Regions from separate parts of the Homo sapiens genome. Here regions 2 and 3 are each linked to region 1. Evidence: chromatin loops called from intact Hi-C (ENCODE). Cell type or tissue: mammary epithelial cell. All regions are shown on one strand. Region 1 has its middle 27 kb from the start of LINC02746. Region 2 has its middle 86 kb from the start of MTNR1B. Region 3 has its middle 50 kb from the start of MTNR1B.

Evidence for each region. Peaks named below come from ENCODE experiments on the same cell type or tissue, not always from the same donor. Only the 100,000 strongest peaks of a DNase experiment are listed, where the experiment ranks them.
Region 2: a loop joins it to region 1, with 6 times the contacts of the local background. A loop is called at or near these places in 15 of 110 quality-filtered maps.
Region 3: a loop joins it to region 1, with 6 times the contacts of the local background. A loop is called at or near these places in 2 of 110 quality-filtered maps.

The regions. Positions count from the first base shown.
Region 1 is chr11:92,938,464-92,946,463 of GRCh38, forward strand. No RefSeq gene overlaps it. Among named protein-coding and RNA genes, the nearest start is that of LINC02746, 27 kb to the left of the region's middle. In mammary epithelial cell, CTCF peaks have their summits at 3,707 and 4,300; no DNase peak of the experiment used is centred here.
Region 2 is chr11:93,052,036-93,060,035 of GRCh38, forward strand. It overlaps the pseudogene RPL26P31. Among named protein-coding and RNA genes, the nearest start is that of MTNR1B, 86 kb to the left of the region's middle. RefSeq lists an enhancer at 2,312-3,511. In mammary epithelial cell, a CTCF peak has its summit at 3,112; DNase peaks (open chromatin) are centred at 2,426 and 3,046; H3K27ac peaks cover 924 bases.
Region 3 is chr11:93,015,548-93,023,547 of GRCh38, forward strand. No RefSeq gene overlaps it. Among named protein-coding and RNA genes, the nearest start is that of MTNR1B, 50 kb to the left of the region's middle. RefSeq lists an enhancer at 4,696-4,990. In mammary epithelial cell, a CTCF peak has its summit at 2,915; DNase peaks (open chromatin) are centred at 4,874 and 5,304; H3K27ac peaks cover 2,500 bases.

The sequences.
Region 1 (8,000 bases):
TCTCCTGCCTCAGCCCCCGGAGTAGCTGGACTACAGGTGCCCGCCACCACGCCCGGCTAATTTTTTTGTATTTTTAGTAGAGACGGGGTTTCGCCGTATTAGCCAGGATGGTCTCCATCTCCTGACCTCGTGATCCACCTGCCTCGGCCTCCCAAAGTGCTGGGATTACAGGCGTGAGCCACCATGTCTTGCCCATGCTCCATAACTTTGTAACAAACTGGTAAACATAAGTATTTCTCTGAGTTCTGTGAGCTATTCTAGCAAATGGTTAAACCCAAGGAGGAGGTCATGGGAACCGTTGATTTATGGCTAGTTGCTCAGAAGTACAGGTAACAACCTTGTGCTTGCAATTGGTATCTGAAGTTGGGGGCCATCTCGTGGGGCTGAGCCCGTTAGTGGTGGGGTCTGTGCTAACTCTCAGAATTAAATTGTAAGACACCCAGTTAATGCCTACAGAGGATTGGAGAATTGTTGATGTGAAAAACCCACACATCTGGTGTCAAAAGTGAAGTAACTGAGTAAAGAAAAACAGTTTGTTTTTCCCTTTTGAGTGGGGGAGGATGCATGGTGGGGCCCAAATGAGGAAGCCTCTGGTTATTAAATAGAATAGATCAAACAAATATAGCTTGTAGGTCAAGGGGTCTAAGAGCCATAGACCTCAATTTCCTTATTATTTGGAGAAAATAATTATGAGACGAAGTAGCAAACATCTGCCTCTGGCCAGTCTCACAGCCAGCCCTTGCAGTGAAGAAGCCATGCCTCAGGTTTTCATGTCTCTTACCTGAATCACTGTGTTTTTTAGAAAAGATAAGCTCAATGATCTCAGCCCTTGCCTTTTCTTGTACGTAACGTCTGACAGTATTAATGATTTTCCCTCTGCAATCTATAATCAGATGTGCTCTCACACCCAGGCTTTGATGAGATTTTGCTTTAATGTAACTTCTGAGCACATGTAGAACCTCCACCATCTAATACGTAAGTTATGGGTTCATACACTGCTTTGGAGCAGTCTAACCAAAACTGAAAGATTCACCTGGATTGCCATCTGAGGGAAGACTCAGTGAAACTAACTTTAATTCTGTAAAAGCCTAGGTTTCTCTTTCATTGACACAATCTGTGATCTCTCACAGTTTTTACATTTTACAACTCTGCTGGGCCCATATAGTATCAGGATAATGTTGGCTTCTTCTAACATCTTAAGGTAACTGAGAAGGTTGCTTCATCTCCGACAGAAATTCCATTAGAGTCACGGGGCACAGAGGTTTTTTTCTATTCTCCGACCTCTCCAGGAAGCAATAATGCATTATTTCATGAACTAGAAGTAAGTAACCTGAGAATCTCTGCTATTCATATTTGGCATCACTGTGTGGGCATTGACCTCTATGTGTGTGCCCGAGTGATTCAAGGCTTGCAGTGGAAGATAAACTACTATAGGACGTGCAACCCCCACTCCTGTGTGGGGCATGGTGAAAAAGACCACTGGTTCTGGAATCAGGGAATCTGGGTTCAAATACTAGATCTTCCACTTGGGGAAGAGAAGTCATGTTGATGGAGGAGAACCTCTCTAAGCCTCTGGTTTCCTAACCAAAGAGGCCAATGATAAGGCCAGCCAACTGTGCACAGGTACTTACTGGAATACTCAACATTCTGAGCCAGCAGCTATTGTGAGTGTGTCTTATAGTAACTCATTTTATCTTCGCAACTTTCTAAGAAGGTACTATTTTCATCCTTATTTAACAGGTAAAAGAAACTGAGACACAAAGATGTTAAGTGATTTGCCCAAGGACACCCAGTTAGTGAGAGTCAAGCCTGTCTGACTTGGGTTGGTGTTCTCACCCACTCACAGCAGCTGCTCCAGGCACTAGTGAGATGTGCCACTTACTGAAGCCTGCACACCTTATGTGTGTTTAGTTATCACAATAACCCACAGCGTCATTATGACACCTCTTTCATGAATAAGGCTGTGGAAGCTCACAAAAGTTACTCCATTTGCCCAAGACCAACAGAGCCACTCTGGCAAAGCCAAGATTAACTGGCTTCCAGATCTGCTCTCTTCCTATGAAAATAAGGTAACACATGGAAAATGCTTGGTAACTTGTAAAACTCTGTATTGACAATGGTATTACCATTCTCAGTGGTCCTTACTCTCTCTAGAGCTCACAACTTTGTGTTGCTTTTACAGATAAGAAAATTGAGTTCCAGGGCAGTAAGTTAATTTGCTAGCATTCCACAGACAGAGTTGGGTTTGGAACCAGGTCTGTGCTTCTCAAAATGGAGGCTCTTAGGCCCAGGGGTAATGGATAAGGTGTTCTGCATAAAGGTGGTGTATCCTTCTACAGAATTTATTTTATTCAGATATTTGGGTAAAAATATCATTTTTATGTTAAGCATAGTGATATATTAGTGCCTCAGAATGCAACACTCATATTGGTTTTTATAGTAAAATATGAGACTTCAATTCTGCTTTTCCTCCTGCAGCATAGGACTATCTCCTCAGGTCCCTGAGATATGGATTAGCCCCTTTGGTCAGGAGGGGTACTTGGGCGGATGTTGGAGAAGCTTCTGCTACACTGGGCAGCCTCTCGCTGTGCCATGTGCCTCTGCTCCCCTCACCCACAGAGGATGCTTCTAGATGAATCCTGCCTGAACTCAGGGAGGCAGAAAAGACAGTCTCATAAGAAGTCTGTGAGTCCCTGAGAGTACTTTGCTTTTTAACCAAAAGATATAATTACTTCTCTTTACCTGATTCATTCGCCAGTTGATGAAATTGATGTATTAAAATATGTTCGCTCACTAGGTTTCTAACTTTCCCAAAATGCTTCCAGACAGACAGCTTTGTGCCCACAGCTGTGAGTGTCTTGACATTTATCTCTAGCTGGGACGCTGGGATCTAGTCTAGAGTCTGTTGTGTCTTCTTCTGTGACCTCAGGCCGGGCACATTACCTCAGTGGGCTTCAGTAACCTCACTTACAGGGGACAGGAGTTGGAGAATCACTAAGATTTCTTTCCATTTGGGCAGGTTTTGGGACCCAGGGGTTAAGTAAAGACAAGAACATGAGGTTCAGTAGCTGGGAATGTAAGTTCCCTGAGAGCAAGGCCTTTTTTGTTCATTGCCTGAAACAATGCAGGACATACAGTAGACAGTGAGTTACTATTTGTTAAATGAAATGAATAAATCTCCTCAACTTCTTGCCTGGCAGAATCAGTAAATACAAAGGAGGGGACATCCAGACAGATGACCTGAACAGAGTGGGCAGCTGGCTCACCTTTGCTCCACTCCACTCAATGCTAGCCCAGAGCCTGGCATAGGTGGCTGCTCATGGATTGAGCTTTTAAACAGCACTGAGGGTGTTCGGCAGGCAGGAGTAGGGGTGGTCTCAGTGGATTGTGGTCATTAACAGTCCTTAAGCTCCAAGAGGCCAAGGGCAAGATGAGGGAACAACATGACACTTATAGCTTCTGGCTGTGTTTGTACTGGTGGAGGTGACTATTGCTACCTGACTTAGATGTGAATAAAACTGCGGAGGATAAGGGATGAGAGGTGGAAGTGTTTTCTTATTTGTGTGTGTTGTTTTAGCCCCCTAGAGACATTGTTTTGCATTTGTAGTGTAAGCAAAGGCTCCGGAGAGCTGGTGAAAGATGCTTCCTTCCCTTCTCTCCTACCCCGACATCACTGAATGTATTTTCCCTTCTCTACCACTGGGAGTCGCAAGTGCCCACAATAATGCTCCGTTTCTTTTTAATAAAACAAACGGGAAGTATCTTTTTTGTGAAGATTTGTCCTTCACTGATGCACTGCCCTTTGGTTGATGAATATTCAGAAAAGGGGTAAGGGCAGGGGATATTGTGAAGGGTAGAACAGAGGAATAATACGGGGCAAAGCTTGGAGTCTGTTTCCAAAGAGCAAAAGAACGGATCTCCTCCCCAGGTAAGCTGTCACCTCCCAACTGTGGTGGGCATAAGTACATGGTAAAGCAAGTGTGGGGTGGGAGAACGGGATGCCCGGTGTCAACCACATCCCCTACATCTCCAGGTTAAATAGTCTCCCAAGGTGACGCCATCAGGCAGTCAAAGTCAAAAACCATGAGTTTAGGATGAGGCCATATTTTAAAGGTCCATCACTTTAAAGAAAAACATTGAGTTAGAAAAGATTTAAGAAGCCCATGTACATGGCCAAAACAGCGAGTGGCTGAAGCTTGGAAAACGTTATTTTACTGGACCTTTCTTCTCCACTGGGCTGCAAACCTCAGTGTTCATAAGCTTTGCATTCCCAATGCCTGGTGTAGCTCCCGGGCCACTGTAGACTTACAGTAAGCCCTGGAAGGAAGAAGAGAGAATGAGGAAGGAAGGGAAGAGGTAAGGAAGGAAAGAATGGAAGGTGTGCGTAGTAAGAAGGTAAATGTGGCAGATGGCCCCAATGACTCCTGCCCTCTGGTGTTCATGCCTTTGCGTGATCCCTCCGCCGGGAGGTATGGGCTGGACCTAGTGACTGCCGCCCAATAGAGACTACTTCAATAGTGATGGTATCTTACTTACCAGCTTGCAAAAAGGCTGTCACTTCTGTCTTCAGCACCTTTCTCACTCTCTTACTCTTTTGTTTTGAAGAAAGCCAGCTGTCAAGTTGTGAGCTGCCAACAACCAGGTGAGTGAGCTTGGAAGCTTGGAAGAGGGTTTTCCCCCATGTGTCTTGGGATGGCCGCAGCCCCATCCAACATCTTGATTACAGCCTTGTGAGAAACCCTGAGCCAGAGACATCAGCTAACCACACTCAGATTCTGGCCCCACAGAAACTGTGAGATAGTAAGTGTTTCTTCTTTTCAGATGCTAATTTTATGATGACAGTCTTAGGCAGCAATAGGTACCTAATACAGATTTTGGTACCTAGAAGTGATATCTAGAAATGTAGGAGTGTAGGCAGTGGATGGAACCTGGAAGGGTTTTGAAGAGAGGGTTAGAGAAAGCCTAAATTGCCACAGACTTTTTATAGAAATCTGGGTTTTGAAATCACTGCTCTTAATTATTATAACTTCCATGCATCTCAAAAAATGCAGATACTCTGCACATAGAGAAAAAACTTTAGGCAAATACTTGTGTTCCTCTTTAGCTATTGCGGGATCTGGCCAGCAGCCCGCAATGCAATGGGGCTCTCTCTTTGTTCCCAGGCAGATCAGCAGGTTGAGAAATAATAGACACACACAAGATAGTGAAAGCTGGGTCCAGGGGGGGTCACTGCCTTCTGGTCCCACGGTGCCAACGATGCACTGGATATGCCAGCATTTATTATTAAGTTTAGTGAGGAGGGGGTAGGTTAGTGAGGGATTTAGGGTCATTTGATTATGAGGTGAGATGGTCACATGGGGATGAAGTAATTCTTTAACATAACATTTGTATGTAGAAGTACAGTACATTTGTATGTAGAAGTACAGTATACAGAGATAAGAATTTACAATATAGTGTGTGCATCAGTAATTTCTAACAGAGGCTTAAAACAGAAACACAATCTTTCCATAACCTATGATTAGCAAGATATTAATCAGCAGTAACAGTTGCAACAAAAGCTGGTTACAAACAATCCATAGAAACAGGACATGAAGCTAGACAACCGGTTAGACCAGAAATTCTCAGAAGGGAGTATGCCTTAACCCTCAAGAGGCCTAGAAGAGCCGTGGCAAGATGAGGGCATTTATAGCCCTATCTTATCCATATGGACAGGCACCCCCCATGCATCCGTTTATAGGCTCTCCACAAAGGTCGCATTCCATTCCTAGAGCTATGAACATCTGCTTTTCTGGGATAGGAATCTTGATGATGTGAAACCTCCCTGACTGCACGTCCATTCATAGGCTCTCTGCAGGGGGAAGCACATCACATGCTGTTGGCTCATTCTGGCAGTCCAACCTGGCATTGTCTTTACACAATCCTGCATGCAATTTTTTATTTACAATAATCAGGAGCATTTCATCTTTTATTCCATAGCAATAGTTTCAGGGGGTCTCCCTACATCTCCCCCTTTTCTCTGATTTAAATGAACCATAGCAATCATAGCTTGGTGCTGATCACAATTGGATTGAAGAATATTTTTTCCAATTTTACACATGAACAATAAACCAATAGCACAAATTATATACAAAACAAAATTAACGATAGTGGATCCTCCCAAAGATTTTACCTATTGAATGGGGTTGAGATTAGATAATCCCTCAGAGATACCACCTAAAACTTCAGCACCAGGTAAAGCAGTTAAGTGTGCTTGTGAGGCCTCAAAAATCTGTTCTTTTAGCTTGCTTATGTCTAAACTTAAATTATCTTCACTTCCTTGTAAATGACAGTTTACTGATTCCCTATTGTAAACAGACTCATTTTATTGAAACGGAGTTGTACAAAAATTAGAAGTATTCCAATCACATTGCATTTGTAATCTATGTTCTAAACTCATAATTTTATCTCCCATCCATGTAACAGTTTGTCTTAGGTCATTAATTTGGTTAGCCAATTTTTTATCAATACCTGACTGAGAATTCCATATCTGAGTAGAATTTTTTTGCCATTTATCCACAAAATGAACAGTTTGAATAGATTGATGTAATGCAACTCCAGCAGTAGCAGCAGTCGCAGTTACAGCAATCAAGCCCATTATTATTGCAATTAATGTAAAAATAAATCATTTACTCCTTTTAAGAATTTTCTGTAGAATATTGTTAATAACATGGATAGAGGGGGAAGATTCCCAAGGCCCATGTAAGGCTACAGGGAGCCAAATACCTTCTCTGGCTCTGACTATTAAAATACTATGATATTGATTAAAGGATGAGTCAATACAAATACACAAGTAACAATTAACACAGGTAATTATGTTGGTTTCTGAACTATCATGCATCTTTCCTACTAATAACGTATATGGTAGTTTAACACAACTTTTAAGTGATATAGTTTTGTTGGACTCCATATAGATAGTATATATATTTTGAGGTGACAAGGTGGATTTACTTATAACACTTTCTCCAGCCCAAACTCTCATACCAGTCATAGCTATTGTTAATCTCCATAATTCTGAATGTTCAGGTTCTAAGTGCAGAACAATGAGCCTTGGCTTTGGAGGGGCAACCCCTGCCCCTTTCCACTTAAGAGGAAAAAAGGAGTTAAATCTACGATATAACAGGGGAGGGTTGTCACTACTTTTTTGATAAGTAATATCATAGAGAAAATGTTGACAATCTTTGTGACCTTGAGAGCAATCATTAGTAATATGACCTTTGGGAGCCCAGTCAACAATGGTGTACTGAGAAGAATTAAATAACACAGTTCCTTCTGAGCTAACACAATCTTTCCATATTAATTTGTCAGCATTTGAAGACAAGTTGAGAGATCATGCAGGTCCTAAAGGCTTATATTGGGTTGTGTGAATATATTCAGTGATTTCTGTTTTGATCTGCCTTAGAGGTTTTAATGAGAGCCCTGATACCAAGTGTCCCAAAGGAGGGACAGAGTGACCAGATGGTAGTGTGACCGCCCAAGTTTGAATATCTAATGAGAGACATCCATTAGTGGGTCCCAGGCACAAAGGTGGACACCTAAAACCTAAAGTGATATTGAAAGGGATTCCTTCTTCTGAAGGTTGGGCAGGACAACGATCATCTACAGAACCAGGCATCCAAATACTATCATTAACATAGACCTCGATAGGAGCGTCCATCTATGTCATGGCTCGAATAAGAGGAGGAAAAGGAATATAGGCCCAATGTGTATAGTTTTTAACAGTCTGTGGGGCAACAGAGGGTAGAAGGATCAGTGTCATCAGGAGGAGGCAGAGGTTGAGCCAGACCTGGATCTCTGGAGACAAGTTGTTCAGGAAGGCTGACTGGATTGTCTGTTGTAAAGGAGTTAGCGTGGTCATTTTCTTCTTTTTGACGATTGGATGTGTTAGTTGTTTCTTGCTGTGGTGCTTTTTCAGCAAATTTCTCTGTCTCGTTGTTGTATGCATTTTCAGGACACAATTTCAT
Region 2 (8,000 bases), 110 kb after region 1:
AGGTTATAGTGAGGACTATGATGGCACCACTGCACTCCAGCCAGGGTGACAGAGAAAGACCTTGCCTCAAAAGAAAAAAAAAAAAAGAGGAAAGATTGAAAGGAAAAACCTTTTCGGGTTTTGGGGTGGGATGTCTCTGGACCTGCAGTACAACTGAAATAGGATTCAAGGCTCCAGAAAGAAAACAGACCCCTGAGGGAAGGGGGTGATGATCTTCTTTTGAGATATTAGAATGAGGTGGGTTTTGATGGCTTGAAGGGCACAGATACTTCCTTATTCCTCAGGCCATGGTTGAGGAGCCTTTTCCTAATAATCTAGAACAGACTCGGAGATATAGACTATTTGTAAATAAGATTACTTTATTCCTGCATCTTGATTGTTTCTTCCTTATATTTTCCCTTTCCCTTTCCCACTTGGCAAGAATTGGCTTTCTGTTCAAGGATCTTTTTGCATCTTTGTCCAGCTTTAGCCTGGTGATAACTGCCCTGCTGCGGTGAATGCCCACATGGGTGGTTTTGCAATTAGCTTTTTTTCCACCGCACCTGTTCAATGTAGATGACATATTTCATCCTGTAAACCTGGATTACTTTGCCAATTTGCTGACCTTTATAGTGTCCTCACACAACTGAACTTCATCATCCTTTCAGATGGGCATGGATTGAACATCGTACTCTGTCTTAGCTCTTTGGAAAGAAGGGAAAATGTAATCCTCCTGAGAATGTGGGAAGGCTTATTGAAATGTCCTTTATGGTTCTTGATTCAGTCTATAGTGATAAATGGATTGAATTTCATTTTGGTCACTGCCACTTCGGCGATGGCCACAAAAAAAGAGATGACTATTTTTATAGTAATTAGTCTGGTTATCCGAAGGTGAGAGATGCCTCTCAATTCATGTTTCATTTTTTGCCTATGGATGTGGGGCGGTAACTTTAGCCCATTCCTTTCTTCTCCACATTAGGGGCTGAATGGATGGCCCACCCAATAACCCCATCAGTTCACCCAGATAGGTCCCTGAGCCTCACTTTTGCAAACCTCAGATTTGCTTACAGCAATCTGAAGCAAATAGTTTGGGGGCGACTATGAGGCAGTTCTTACATGTTTCAATAATGCTTGGTGGAATTTTGTTGTACCCCTTCCACCCATGTGTCCAATTATACCATACAGGACAAGGTGAATGAAGATGTTTTATTTTCAAGGTTCAGTAGGGAAGTATGTTTGAAATTGGTTGAGGACTCTAAGCTCTTTCCCCCCGCCAACAAAAAAAAATATTTCTGGGAAATATATTTCTGTCTTCTATATAATGATCATGGCTGTTTGTTGTATGAATGTGACAGAAGCTGCAAGAAAAATGAGTAATCAGATGCCAATACCACCTCTGACACCCCTAGATCAGCAAAAAAGTGCAAGTGGTTTGTCTGCTAATAGCTGGAAATTGTGCTACAAGTATGTGTTGTCGGAAACTTTAAAATCACAAATATGTATGTTTAAATATTAGTATGTAGATAGATGATAATACTGCTGTAGTTGGCTGAAAGGGAAAGAAAAGTCACCATGATGTTAACACAGCAAAGCTATCATCCATCATGAAGGAAATGCTTAGATGCTCACAATAAAAGAATTGAAGTTAGAAACACGGATTATTATGAATACAGCAGATGATGTTAAGGTACAGTGTTTAGGGAGAATGTATCCGACAGCCCCAAGGATTTGGTTGAGACAGAGCTGCTGGCTATTTCTTTATATTTTTTGTTGTTGTTTTGCTGCCATAGAAGCCTCAGTCCCTAGGATAGAGAGGGCATCTCTGTTGTCAGCCTGTGATACAAGCTTTAGCAGCACCAAACTGCCACGGGGCTGCCCCCAGCTTTCCTGAGATACAGTGGGGAGATGCTTTGTGCAGTTCCCCCACACAATGCATCAGAAACATGGGCTCTGGGGCTCTGGGGACCACACAGGAGCTATGGGGAAGGAGGCTGAAGTAGCCAAGAGTAATGATGGGGAGGTTTTATTTATTTATTTATTTATTTATTTATTTATTTATTTATTTATTTTCAGAAACCGAGAATTCCTATGTGAAATTGTTATTGTGCTGAATATGACCCCACATTTTCTTTTGGAAATCCAAACCAGACACTATCTTATACAGACCCCTGACATGTGAGGTGATCATCAGGAGTTTGCAGAGACTTATGGTCAGTGCAAGACCCAGAGGTTTTCATTCCAGCTCCCATTATCAAGAGAAGGTGTAAATAGCCCATCGTCCTCACCCATTTCTGTGCTGTGGAATCCCTGGTTGCAGAGTATTTCAAAGTATACTGATCATAGGTTGATAGCGGTAAAGGATAAAATTGGGAGTGTACATGAAAAGGTAAAATCTGTTCTTCCTACTCAGATGATTCATTGTAGTAATCAGCATCGGGTGGATTCTCATCACTTGGAGACTCACTCATGTCTTGCCGGAGCTCTTACAAAGTGTTGCTAAGGTAGGACACTGCTGGTGCAGGTGGGGATAGTTCACAAGGCTCAGGGTCTTTCTTTCAGAAAAAAAGATACAGAGGAGAGATGTTTCTTTTTTCTTTTTTTTTCCAGCACATGGTTGTTACCCAAAGTTATTTTACTGAATTAGTTTAATTTTTTTTTTTGATGGAAACTAATGAGGTGGTGGCATTCATATAAGAAATTCACTTTTTTGAGTATACTTATGACTGTATATGTACTTCCATCTCTTTGTTACCAGAGAAAATATAAAAACGCAAATACATGACAATGCTATAAATACTGTAATAACCTGGAATCACATCTAATCTACAAAATAATTTTTAATTAAAAAGTAAATCATCTGAAAATAAAGAGATGTTTCTATTAATGTGGCCATGGTGGATGGGAAAGCTCTGTTTCTGAGAGGTCATCAACGCCCCCAAATGGTTTTTGTACTTTCATACTCTGATTATTATTACAAGATGACAAATATGAGGATGCTCCTGGGTTGACTCATATCTGTGGCAAACACCATGTAACTTGTAGTAATAAACACCCATGCAATTGCACACATTCAGGATGATTCAGCTGTCTGTCATCACAGCATGAAAAGTGGCCTACACTGTTTCTCCCTCCTCTGGGCCTCTTCAGATTGGCACAGTGGAAAAACACCACCACAGAGATTAGCTTTCAAGAGAGACACGGAGTGGTGAGTGCTTTTGGTGCACTTCCTCAAAGACACAGGAATGAAAGTTTTGTCAAAAAAATCAGATCAGATTTAAAAATTGTAAGAGTTTATTGTGCACTCAAAAGAATAGCTGGGGAACTGGGAGGCTTCAAACCAGAAGAGGTAAGAAGCTCTGCTTATGGCCAGGCGTGGTGGCTCACGCCTGTAATCCCAGCACTTTGGGAGGCCAAGGCAGGTGGATCATGAGGTCAGGAGATCAAGACCATCCTGGCTAACATGGTGAAACCCTGTCTCTACTAAAAATACAAAACATTAGCCGGGCATGGTAGCGGGCGCCTGTAGTCCCAGCTACTCGGGAGGCTGAGGCAGGAGAATGGGGTGAACCTGGGAGGCGGAGTTTGCAGTGAGCCGAGATGGCGCCACTGCACTCCAGCATGGGCGACAGAGTGAGACTCTGTCTCAAAAAAAAAAAAAAAAAAAAAGAAGCTCTGCTTACAACAGTTACTGTGCAGTTTATAAAGCATTAAGGAGGAAGTATTGTGACCTTTTTTGTAATTGGTTGTTACACATTAACATTCTTTTAGGGCAAGTAGAGCTGTTTAAGCTGATCTGACTTTTGCTGATTAGTTTACTTTTACCGAATCCTGCTGGCAAAAACGTAAAGCTTTTATTTTGTGTTTCATTTATGATTAGGGCTACCATTTCTGAAAAATTAGGATGACTTCAGCTTTGGCTACCTGGCTATGGGCAATTGGCCTTGGATTATATCTAAACTATGACCTCCATTTTTTTTTTTAACCATTGCTTTCTTCCAGTGATTCTCTCAGCTGAACTCAGAGTGTGACCAACTACCTATCATTACTCTTGGTCATCACATTTTCTTTTCTGTAGACCTTTGTAGGAGCAAACTAGAATCTCATTAGATTCTGTGATTCTTGTCCAGGTAGTTTCTGTTGTTTAATCCTCATGGAGATAATCTGAAGAGTTCATGGCTGCTGAGAAGCATTTAAGACTAGAAAGATTATAATACACAAGGGATATTATCAATATGACTAACGGGGAGCTAATACCAAGAATTTGAAAAAGACCCTGAGTATTAATTGGAATATGTGGAGGGCTTTTTTGAAGGATAAGTATCTTTGGTTTTGGACCCCCAAAATACTCTGAACGTGTACAAGAAACAAGGCTACACACCTCATATTAAATTATGCAGCACTCATGTTCAAGTGAAGTTAGAGGGAGAGCTTGGGGACCAATTTTAATAATATTTAAATGCATTTATTGCTACTGATTTTCAAGACTGTTTACAACCACAATTCAAAGTCTTAGGATGAGTACATTACAGTAGACAGTTACTTAGTGAGAGATTGCTCTGAACCTGATGCCTCGGGAAGGATGTCAATATCCACAGAGCCCCACTCTCCTGACTGCATTTTTTTTACTTTTATTTTAGGTTCAAGGGTACATGTGCAAGATGTGAACGTTTGTTACATAGATAAACATGTATCTTTGGGGGTGTGTTATTCAGATTATTTCCTCACCCTGGTATTAAGCCTAATATCCATTGGTTATTTTTCCTGATCCTCTCCCTCCTCCCACCCTTCACTCTCCGATAGGCTCCAGTGTGTGTCATTCCCCTCTAGGCTTCCATGTATTCTCATCATTTAGCTCCCACTTATAACTGAGAATATGTAGTATTTGGTTTTCTGTTTCTGTTTCTGCATTAGTTTGCGGAAGATAATGGCCTCCAGCTCCATCCATGTCCCTGCAAAGGATATGATCTTGTTTGTTTGTTTTTGGTTTTTTTTTTTTTTTTTTTTTTTGAGACAGAGTTTCACTCTTCTTGCCCAGGCTGGAGTGCAATGGTGCAATCTTGGCTCACTGCAACCTCCGCCTCCCGGGTACAAGTGATTCTCCTGCTTCAGCCACCTGAGTAGCTGGGATTACAGATGCCTGCCACCAGGCCCGGCTAATTTTTTTGTATTTTTAGCAGAGACGAGTTTCACCACATTGGCCAGGCTGGTCTCGAACTCCTGATCTCAGGTGATCCACCCACCTCACCTCCCAAAGTGCTGGGATTACAGGCATAAGCCACCATGCCCGGCTGATATTCTTTTTTATGGCTGCATAGTATTCCATGGTGTATACGTACCACATTTTCTTTGTCCTTTCTATCACTGATTGACATTCAGGTTGATTCCATGTCTTTGCTATTGTGAATAGCAATATAATGAACATATGCATGCATGTGTCTTTAGAATAGAATGATTTATATGGGGGGGGGGTATATATAATCCCAGTAATGGGATTGCTGGGTCGAATGGTATTTCTATATTTGGGTCTTTGAGAAATCTTCACAAAGTTTTCACAATGTTTGTACTAATTTATGCTCCTGCCAACAGTGTATAAGTGTTCCTTTTTCTCCACAACTTTGCCAGCATCTGTAGCCCTGACTGCATTTTTATTCCCTGAAGCTAAACACATTTCCACAGGCCTTGAGTTTTCTGGGGAATATGGGACACGTTCCCCACTTAAAAAAAAAAAGTTTCAAAATCAGAAATATGTAGGTATCATGACAGTTCTGAAATATTATAGCTGTCAGATGATACTAGCTGACAGAGGAAAGATTTCCCAGTGATATGAAAAGAATAAGTTGTTTCATCAGTAGACAAAGTTATGGCATTACAATAAGAATATATAGATTCTGAATACAGCTGGTATTCTATAATGTAAAGTCATTACTTAGACGACTTGTAATGAAAGATACAAAATATATCTTTCAAATATATGTGCAGTGAGGGTGAGTCTCTAGTGAAGCATGCTGTCCTCTCTCTCTCTATTCTACCTGGCTTCTATGTTTGTGTGTGTGAGTCTATCCTCTTACTCCATGCATGCTGGCTTTTTTACTCCCACATGGCCTCCTCTGCTTGGAAGGATCATTTCATCCTAGTTTTCCAAGGACTGAGGTTTCTAGCAAGAAATGCCACGATGACATTTCCATATGACATGCCTACATGATCAATGGAGTGTCAACCTAAGTAACAAACAGAGAGAGGCTCTCTAAAAGAAAAATGATATTTATTCAAGAATAGGGCATTGCAATGGGAATATCTGTGACATGGTAAACTATGTGCATATTCAAGGAGGTAAAGGCAGATGAAGGGTTTTAAAGAAAAAGTTGGGGGGAATTACATAATTGTTTTGAGATAATTATTCTTGGCTACAAGGATCAATAACAAAAGTGGCACCAGATCAGGCTGGCTGGCAGTTTCTAGGGAGATGTCCTTGCAGGAGTATTTTTTGTGTGTGAGGTTGCAATGGCCTTTGTGCAAGGTTGTGGTTTTTTGTTATCAGCCATTTGTGCATGAGAGCTCTCTCTTCATGGCCTTCCCTGGTTCTGTTTGTCAGGGTTCTTAACACAAGTGACCCTGTTTTGATTCTGACAACTTTCACAAGAGGCACAATGGCCTGGGAATGTAATGGTTATTATCTTCTAGGGCTTCTATTATCTTCACCTGTTTCAAAGAGGGGAGCCAGAGTGCTGGGATTGGATTTAAACAACCTGGGAGGTGATTTATACCAGGACTATGGTCAATTCCATTCTCTTCGGGATTGGTTTTCTAAGTCGGCATGAATTAGTCTTGCCTCTGGAACCCAAGGATTCCTGTTTGTGGGGGCATTGAATAAATGCTATCTGCTTACACTAATGGTTCAAAGACTGGAGAGATGATGCCTGATGTTCACAGCACAAGTTTCTATTACTTTCAGGAAAAAGAGGAAGAACACTCACATATTAATAATGGTAATTCTGCAGACACTGAAAAACATCATTTTGATCTTGGAAAGGCCAAATTGTATTCACTCTAATGGACAGGTTTGTCTGCCCTGCTCTCAAGTGTTGGTGGAAAGCTAATATTTATGCTCTACTGCACACAGGCAAAGATCTGTCAGCAGACTCCTCTATGTTTATAAAGCCATAGTGGGGACTTGCTGTGCTTTAAGAGTAAATGTAGTCTGCAAGTGGCTGATAACATTCCTGAGATTTGTGAAGTTTGGCGTTTTAAAGACATTCCCACAGAGCTTTTGGTGATTATGTTCACCAACTCAACTGTAAGCAGGAAGCTTTTTTCCTAGCTGCACTGAGATTATCAGACTGTAAACAGAATATTTTGAGGGTTATTGCTTTAAAGAGTGGTTGCTTTGAACCCGCGAAGTATTAGTAAAATTGCTGCTGGAGGGGGAAGGTTGAGCTATGGTCAGATCTTTCCGATATGACTTTAGTGAGAAGTCTGGAAGTTTGCAACTATCAGTTTTCACCTTCTTAGCGTATGTCCTCTTGAAAAATTCAATTCAGAGATGATGATGTGGCTTTAGTTTGTGGAAGGATGCCAAAAACTCCACATGAACTCTAGCAAGTATCTTCAGAGCCTGCTTAACTGCAGCATACATTACAGAACAGGAGTCTTTAGCATGCCTGGCCCCGAGACTGTCAGCATCACAGAGGAGGATTGGCACCCATCTCTAGGTAATTACCCAGGTGAACACTCTAGTGAATTGTCACCTAGGCATCACACTGAGAGTTATTTCTGCACACCCCAAGTATTATAGCTCTATGACATAATGGTTCTCAAGATAATGGTGTCACACTGAACACTGGGAAAGGGCAGCAAAGCCAGTTTTGACAAGTTAAAGACCCCTGGGTCTGATTATTTCAAAAAGAGGGAGAATGAAGCCTCCAGCTTTGTTGTGCAGCAGCAGGCCATGGTTTGTGATAAAGACAGCAAGGGATGAAGAAAAAGGTGAAAAAGAAACTCTGCAAGGTGGCCCTATCTGTGTG
Region 3 (8,000 bases), 77 kb after region 1:
AGGCAGATTACTTGAAGCCAGAAGTTTGAGAGCAGCCTGGCTGACATGGTGAAACCCTGTCACTACTAAAAATACAACAATTATCCAGGTGTGGCTGCACACAGCTTTAATCCCAGCTATTCAGGAGGCTGAGGCAGAAGAATCGCTTGTGCCCAGTAGGCAGAGGTTGCAGTGAGCCAAGATCGTGCCACTGAACTCCAGCCTGGGCAACAGAAGAAGACTCTCTCTCAAAAAAAAATTAAAAAAAAAAATAACTCAGAGACAATATCCTTATCATAGGTTCTTCATCTTTTCCTTGAGATCATGTACCATTGCCCATCATCAAAGGGGAGGACAATTGTTCCCCAGATGCAGTAGCAACTCTCCTTTGCTCTGCCAAAATCTCCATTTCTTCTCTTTTGCCTTCTGGAATTCCCAGATTGGAAGTAGTCCACTGTGACCCTCTAACTGTGAGGTCATATGTTAACCTCTCCAGAGATTGTTCTAGGAGTCACTTTCCCAATCTTGTCTCTTTCTTGGAGGTGGGAGAAGAGTTTTTCTGGTTCTCAAAGCAGTGTTCACTCCAAAATTCTTCCTCACCAAATTCTCTTCACTCCTTCCTCTAGACCCTTTGTATCCTTCTTGTAGTTAAGAGGTCTTCAAGGTCATGCTACAGATTTTCAAATTATTTCTTGTGAAAATATGCATCTTGATAGTCTACTGAAAGTTTATAATGTATTTGATAAACATTTGTTGTGGCACCTCAATCAAAATTTCCAAATTAGTATATTGTTGCAGAGGAAATTCTACATTGAGAGATAACTTGTACTTTCGAATATCCTCAGAAAGGGAATCCATTAAGTCCAGGAAGAGGAAAGAAAAGGAGAAAAAAACCTGAAGATTCATTACCATCCACTGCGTCCTGGGCACTGTGCTCGGTGTTCTAAGCATGCAGTGGGAATCATGCCTGCATGGAGCTCAGGTTTGGGTATGCTGCTGAGGGAAAACAGGTGACAGATACTCTACTACACAGGGGCTCTATTTGTAATTAAAGCATAGGCATGGTCTTAGTCTGTTTTTGGTTGCTATACCAAAATACCTGAGGCTGAGTCATTTATAAAGAAAAGAGGTTTTTACATAAGCATAAAATGCAAAAGAGAAAAGTAAAAAAGAAAAAAAAGAGGTTTATTTGGCTCATGATTCTAGAGGCTGGGCAGTCCGAGAAGCATGGCACCAGCATCTGCTCTGCTTCTGGTGAGGGCCTCCTGCTGCTTCACAATGTGGCAGAAAAGCAGAAGGGGAAGTGGGTATGTGAGAAAAAGGGATGAAACACAAGGAGCAGCCTCACTTTATACCAACTCACTCTCACAGTAATTAATCCAATACTGCAAGAGTGAGAACTTTATTAATCCATTTACAACAGCAGAGCCTCCATGACCCAAACACTTCTTAGAGGCTCCACCACCCATCAATACCATTCTTTTAAAAAACTTTTTTTTGAGACAGGGTCTCACTCTGTCACCTGAGCTGGAGTACAGTGGCATAATTATGGTTCACTGAAGCTTTGACCTCCTGGACTCAAGTGATCCTCCCACCTCAGCCTCTTGAGAAGCTAGGAACACAGGCATATGCTACCACACCCAGGCTTTTTGTTTTGTGGAGATGGGGTCTCACTATGTTGCCCAGGCTGGTCTCAAACTCCTAGGCTCAAGTGATCCTCCTGCATCTGCCTCCCAAAGTGTTGGGATTATAGGTGTGAGCCACCATGCCCAGTCTGTGTTATTTTTCTATATTTTTTAGAGATAGGGTCTTGCTCTGTTGCCTGGCTGGAGTGCAATGGCACAATCATAGCTCACTGTCCTTCCAACTCCTGGCCTCAAGCAATTCTCCCACCTTGGCCTCACAAAATGCTGAGATTACAGGTACAAGCCAGTGAGCCTGGCCTGTCAGTATTATTACATTGGCAATTAAATTTCAACATGAGTTTTAGCAGAGCCAAATTGAGCCATGGTATTGCCCCTGACCCTCCAAACCTCATGTTCTCCCAATGCAAAATACATTCATCTCATCCCAATAGTCTCAAAGTCTTAACTTGTTTCAGAACCAACTCAAAAGTCCAAAGTTCATAGTCTCATTTGTGACTCAAGGTAAACTCCTTCTAGCTGTGAGCCTGTAAATTTTAAAAAGTTATCTACTTCCAAGATACAAACAATGGTGGGACAGACATAGGGTACACATTTTCATTCCAAAAGGGAGAGATACGAAAAAATAAAAATAAAAAGTTGTAATCTGCCCAAAGTCTAAAACCCAGCAAGGCAGATAATAAATCTTAAAGCTCCAGGATAATCTACTTCATGAGCCATCTCGTGGATAAACTGGGGCAGGGACTGGGCTCTCAAGGCTTCAGGCAGCACTGCCCCCATGGTTTTGCTGGGTGCAGCTCACTTGGCTGTTCTCCCAGTTGGGAGTCCAGTGCCTGTAGCTCTCTCAGATGAGTGTTTCATGCTTCCGGTGGCTCTGTCCTTCTGGAGTTCTGGCAGTAGCCCCACTCTTTTGGCTCCATTAGGCATTGCTCTGGTAGGGACTGTCTGTGGCGGCTTCACCCCTGTGGCAGGTTTTTCCACGGGCCTGCAAGCTGTTTGATACATCTTTTGAAATCTAAATGAAAGTTGCCATGACCCCAAAGCCCACGCACTCTCTATACCTTCAGAGTCAGCACCACGTGGACCACTGCCAAGGCATATGTCTGGTGCCTTCTGGAGCAGTGTCATGAGCAACCTCTGGACCTGCTTGAGCCATGGTTTGTCGCTGCCAAGGTTTACAGTTTATACCTTTTTGATGAACAGGCTGAGTTGCACCTGGGGCCATTTGAGCAACAGATGAGGTGACTGAGTGCTGTACTGGAATTTGGGGAGCAGACATACAAGGAGCAGACACTTGAGGCAGTATAGGACAGCAAGCAGGGAGCTCTTTCTGCCCTCCAGGCCCTCACATTCTCAGCCTATGATGAGAGGGCCAACCTCAAAGATCTGAAATGCCTTTGGGGCCATTCCGTCATTGTCCTAGGATTAGCACCTGGCTTCCTTTTAGCCATGCTAGTTTCTTAACAAATTGTCTGTGGGTTATACCTTCTCCAGAAAACGCTCTTACATTCTCCACCACATGGCCAGGAAATTTTCTAAATCTTTTTGCTCTGTTTCCCTTTTCTCTAGCAGCTCACTGTAAGCAGTTAAAAGTAAGCATGCAGAAGCCTGAGTGCTTTGCTGCTTAGAAATTTCTTCCACAAGATATGTTATTCTGTCACTCATAAGTTTAGCCTTTCACAAAGTCCTAGGATATGAACATGATGCAGCCATGTTCTTTGCTACTGTGTAACAAAGATGAATTTACTCCAGTTCCCAGTAAGATAGCCTTCATTTCTGAGACATCATCAAAGTGGTCTTTACTGTCTGCATTTTTATCAGCATCCTGGTTATGACCACTTAACCAACATTTAAGAAGTTCCAGACTTTGTCAGTCTTCTCATCTTCTGAGCTCTCACTAGAAGTGCCCTTAATGACCTGTTTATGGCAATATAGGCTTTTTCCTTTTTTTTTTTTTTTGAGACGGAGTCTCCCTCTGTCACCCAGCCTGGAGTGCAATGGTGCAATCTCGGCTCACTACAACCTCCGCCACCCCTGGGCTCAAGCGATTCTCCAGCCTCAGCCTCCTGAGTAGCTGGGATTACAGGCATGCGCCACCATACCCAGCTAATTTTTGTATTTTTAGTAGAGACAGGGATTTACCATGTTGGCCAGGCTGGTCTTGAACTCCTGACCTCAAGTGTCAGGAGTTCAGCCTGCCTCAGCCTCCCAAAGTGTTGGGATTACAGGCGTGAGCCACCATGCCTGGCCAATATAGGCTTTTTCTAGCCTGCCTTTCCAAATTATTCCAGCCTCTACCTATCACCTCCGAAACTGCTTATACATTTTCACATTTTCAGGTATCTTTATAGCAATGTCATAGCAATGATCTCATTTCTTGGTACCAATTTTCTTAGTCCGTTTTGCATTGCTATAACACAATACCACAAACTGGGTAATTCATAAAGAAGTTAAATTTATTTCCTACAGTTCTGAAGGCTAGAGAGTCCATGGTCAAAGGACTGCATCTGATGAGGGCCTTATTGCTGCATCAAAACGTGGCAGAAGGCATCACATGGTGAAAGGGTAACAGCATGCCAGCTCAGGTCTCTCTTCCTCTTATAAAGACAACAGTCCCATCATGGAGGGGGGCATCCTAATAACTTTAATTCTAATTACCTCCCAAAGGCCCCACCTCCTATCAACATATCAATTTGGGGGTTAAATTGCCAGCACATGAAATTCAGGGGACACATTCAAACCACAGCAGACATAAATAGACAAAGATTGATGGATTACCAGAGTGGTATGAGAGAAGCAAAATTGCATCAGAGGATAACAGAAATTTTGAGAGAAAAATTATTAAACACGAACAAAATTGGTCAGACACAATGAGATGGACTTAGCAACAATGCCTGAGGACACTGGAGGGATACTGAGGCACAGGAGGACAGGAAACAATCCTAGATCTTCTTGGCCTCATTACGGCAGCAGGCTATGGATGCCTTAAGACTGAAGCAGAGCTAAATAAGTACAAACAAACATACCCAAAACTCTTTTACCTTGCTGCATTTCACTCTTTCATCATAGTTCACCCTCTCTACTCCCTGCTCTTCCTCTCCCTGTCACCATAACAACCACGTCCTGTAACAAGTGGCAGAGCCATTATCAGGAAAAATAGAAAAAGCAAGCCTGCCCAATGACTTGCCCATTCAATTTAGCCTCAGATTTCTTGTTCTCATTCTCCCCATGAGCTTTCAGTATCTTGAGATGGATGACACCTGCCTATGAATCACTGGAAGGTTTCCAGCTGGATTTGGGTTTTGTTCTACATGTTAGGACAAGATCAGGAGTGTTTCTTGGACTCCTTTCAAGTATAAACTTGGCTAAAAATGGTGAAAATTTTTAAGACAAAAGGAAAGGCACATGTTCTTTTTTAGTCCATAAGGAAATGCAGAAGGGCAGTGGGTTGTATCCTGGGAGGCACAGTGAGAAGAAAATAGTTTTCTAAGTGCATTGGCCTCCAGACCCTTGCTGCTTAGGTGGGGACCCTCTCCCCACTCTCCTTCTGACTGGAGACACTTTTCAAGAGTACTGCCATCTCTAGAAGGATCACGAACCCTGGAGTTCAAGAACAGCCTGGGCAACATAATGAAACCCTGTCTGTTCCACAAAAAAGAAAAAGAAAGAAAAAAAGGAAACAGTACTGCCGCCCCTGGTCTGCTTCGCATGCCAATTATCCCCATACCAAGTGTGAGTCATTGTGAACTGGCTGGACCTAAAGCCTTTTTTTAGACCCTGAAAAGGCAAGATTTAGAGATGCCCCCGCTCTAAATTTCAGTCAGGGAAAAGATTAAGTTGGAAGGAATTTAAAATGTAGCCTGAAATTAAGTCTCTTTTATTTTAATAACTTAGAAAATCTTTCTAGGGGTTTTATTTGTAAGCAAATTTTATTACCCAATGTTCTGTTCATACTTACTCTGTTACCTGGTTTCCCTATTGCCAGTAAAAATCTGGTAATAGGCTATCAGTGTATGTGTGAATCAATTATCTTGCTCATTAAATGATAAATCATTAATGCAGCTTGAAGGGAAAACGATACAGCTATTTAATCTATTAAATGTAAAAATGGTAATTTCACCCTCCTGTGAAAATCATTCTGTTGTCTCTTCACATTTATGAAGTTCAAAAGCCCTTCATAATTTCATCTTTGCTTGTCTCTCCACCTGCATCATCAGCCACTACCCCTGCTGCCTGGAGCCTCTGAGCTTCAGGCTGACTCCCAGCCTGTGCCTCTGTCAGCATTGGCTCTGCTGGATCCCCTAGCCTGCCTTCCTTCATGGGGTGAGCCCAGTATTTGTCCTTTAGGACCCTGCTATGTATCTGCTCTCTTTCCCTGACTATCTATCCCCACTTTGGGTCACCACTCTGTCTTGTTCTTACTTTCACCATACCTTTTTAAACTGATGCTTGTTTATATTTCTGTGTCCCATAATGAGGATACAAGTTGTCTGGGGCAACATCTGAGTCTTAATTATTTTTTTCTTTCCCGTGCTTAATACAGTACAGTTGACTCTTGAACAACACAGGTTTGAACTGCATGGGTCCACTTATACATACATTTTTTTCAACTAAATGTGGATCAAAAATACAGCATTCTTGGGATGCGAAACTCAAGCATACAAAGGGCCCACTTTTCCTATACTCGGTTCTGCAGGGCCGACTGCAGGACTTGAGTATGCATGGATTTTGATATACACAGGGTCCTGATACCGGTCGTCTCTGTATATTGAGGGACAACTGTCTATACAACAGATAGTAAGGAAGTATGAAATAAATGTAAACTGAAGGAATGATGAACAGACAACCCTTGTGGGTCGTTTGATGGGCTGTAGAGAATGGAATCAGGAGAATGGATCTCTTAAATTGTTCTCAATTTTCAGATTCACATAATCTCTTTTCCTTATGCTTCTACTAAAGCTAGTGTATATCCAAATGGACTAATGTCCAAAATTCTCTTTTAAAAATGTTCACAGAGTACTAAACTTGTATTCATCAGTATGATACTGTTAAAAAACAAGGTTACAACACATTTAGCTTAAAGATCTTAATTAGCTTTTATTTGCAATTCTAGAATCAGGCAACATCTCGTTCCATAAAATAGAATGGGTCTTCTGATGAACTGAGCAGAGGAGCTTGGCTTTATAGACAGAAGAAGGCTCAGGAAAGCAGAAACAGAGAACAAAACGCGGATTGATCATTTCAAAGTTGTTTTCCTTGTAAAGGTTAAAGCAGAAGGGACTTCCTTATCATGCCAGCTAAATCTGGCTTGTTTGGGGATTTGGGTATTATCGTGCACTATCTCATTTTCTCAGAAGTTCAGATAAACCAGCTGAGTGTTGGTGGCATGGAACTTCAGCATATGTGACTCCATTTTGGTTTGGTCTGTTGGACCTAGTGCAGGAATTCGGTCCAAATCGACAGCCTTTAAATTTTATTTTACAATACAAATAAAAATAAAGGTTAACCATGCTTTCTTAACATAGAATGAGCTATTTAATCCCAGGCTCACATAAAGCACACTGCAGTAATACACAAGCAGATCAGTGGAACAGAAACAAGCCCAAAGACAGTATATTCCATACATATTGGGACAATTCCATATACAATGGAAATTTAGTATTTAAAAACTGTTATTACAAATCAGTGAGGAAAGAAAAGAGTGTTCAATAAATAATCCTTGGATATCTGTCTCTCTATTTTGGAAAAAGTGAAAGATAATTTACTAATAACATACATAAATATGAATTACAGAACTAAACATATAAAATGAAACTATGAGAGTATTAGAAAAAAATACAGAACATTTGTGTACTCCTAGGGTGGGGAAGGCCTTTCTAAGTGGGGCATGACATCGAGAGGCCTTAAAGGAAAAAATTGACAGATTTGACTATGTAAAAATTTAAAACCATTACGTAGCAAAATGTGTTATGAATAAATTTTTAAAAAATGAATAACAGATTAGGAGAAAATGTTTGCAACACATATAACAAAAAAGTAATAATATCTAAATTACAGTTTATGAAAAGTTTTTATAATATAAAAACATTTTAAAAAGTTAAACAGAAAATGTACAGAGAAAAAAATAAGTGACTATTAAACATTGAAAAGCTACTCAACTAAAAATCAAAGAAATGCTACTTAATGTGATATTATTTTTCATTCACCAGAATTGGCAAGCTAATACAAGATTAATCACATTCAATGTTGGCAAGGATATGAGCATTGTCATTTGCTATTGTAGAAATGCAAATTTCATAAAGTGTTTGGACAATAATTTGCTTAGCATTTATCAAAATTTTAAATGTATATACCTAGAAATTTAACTTGTGGAAATAT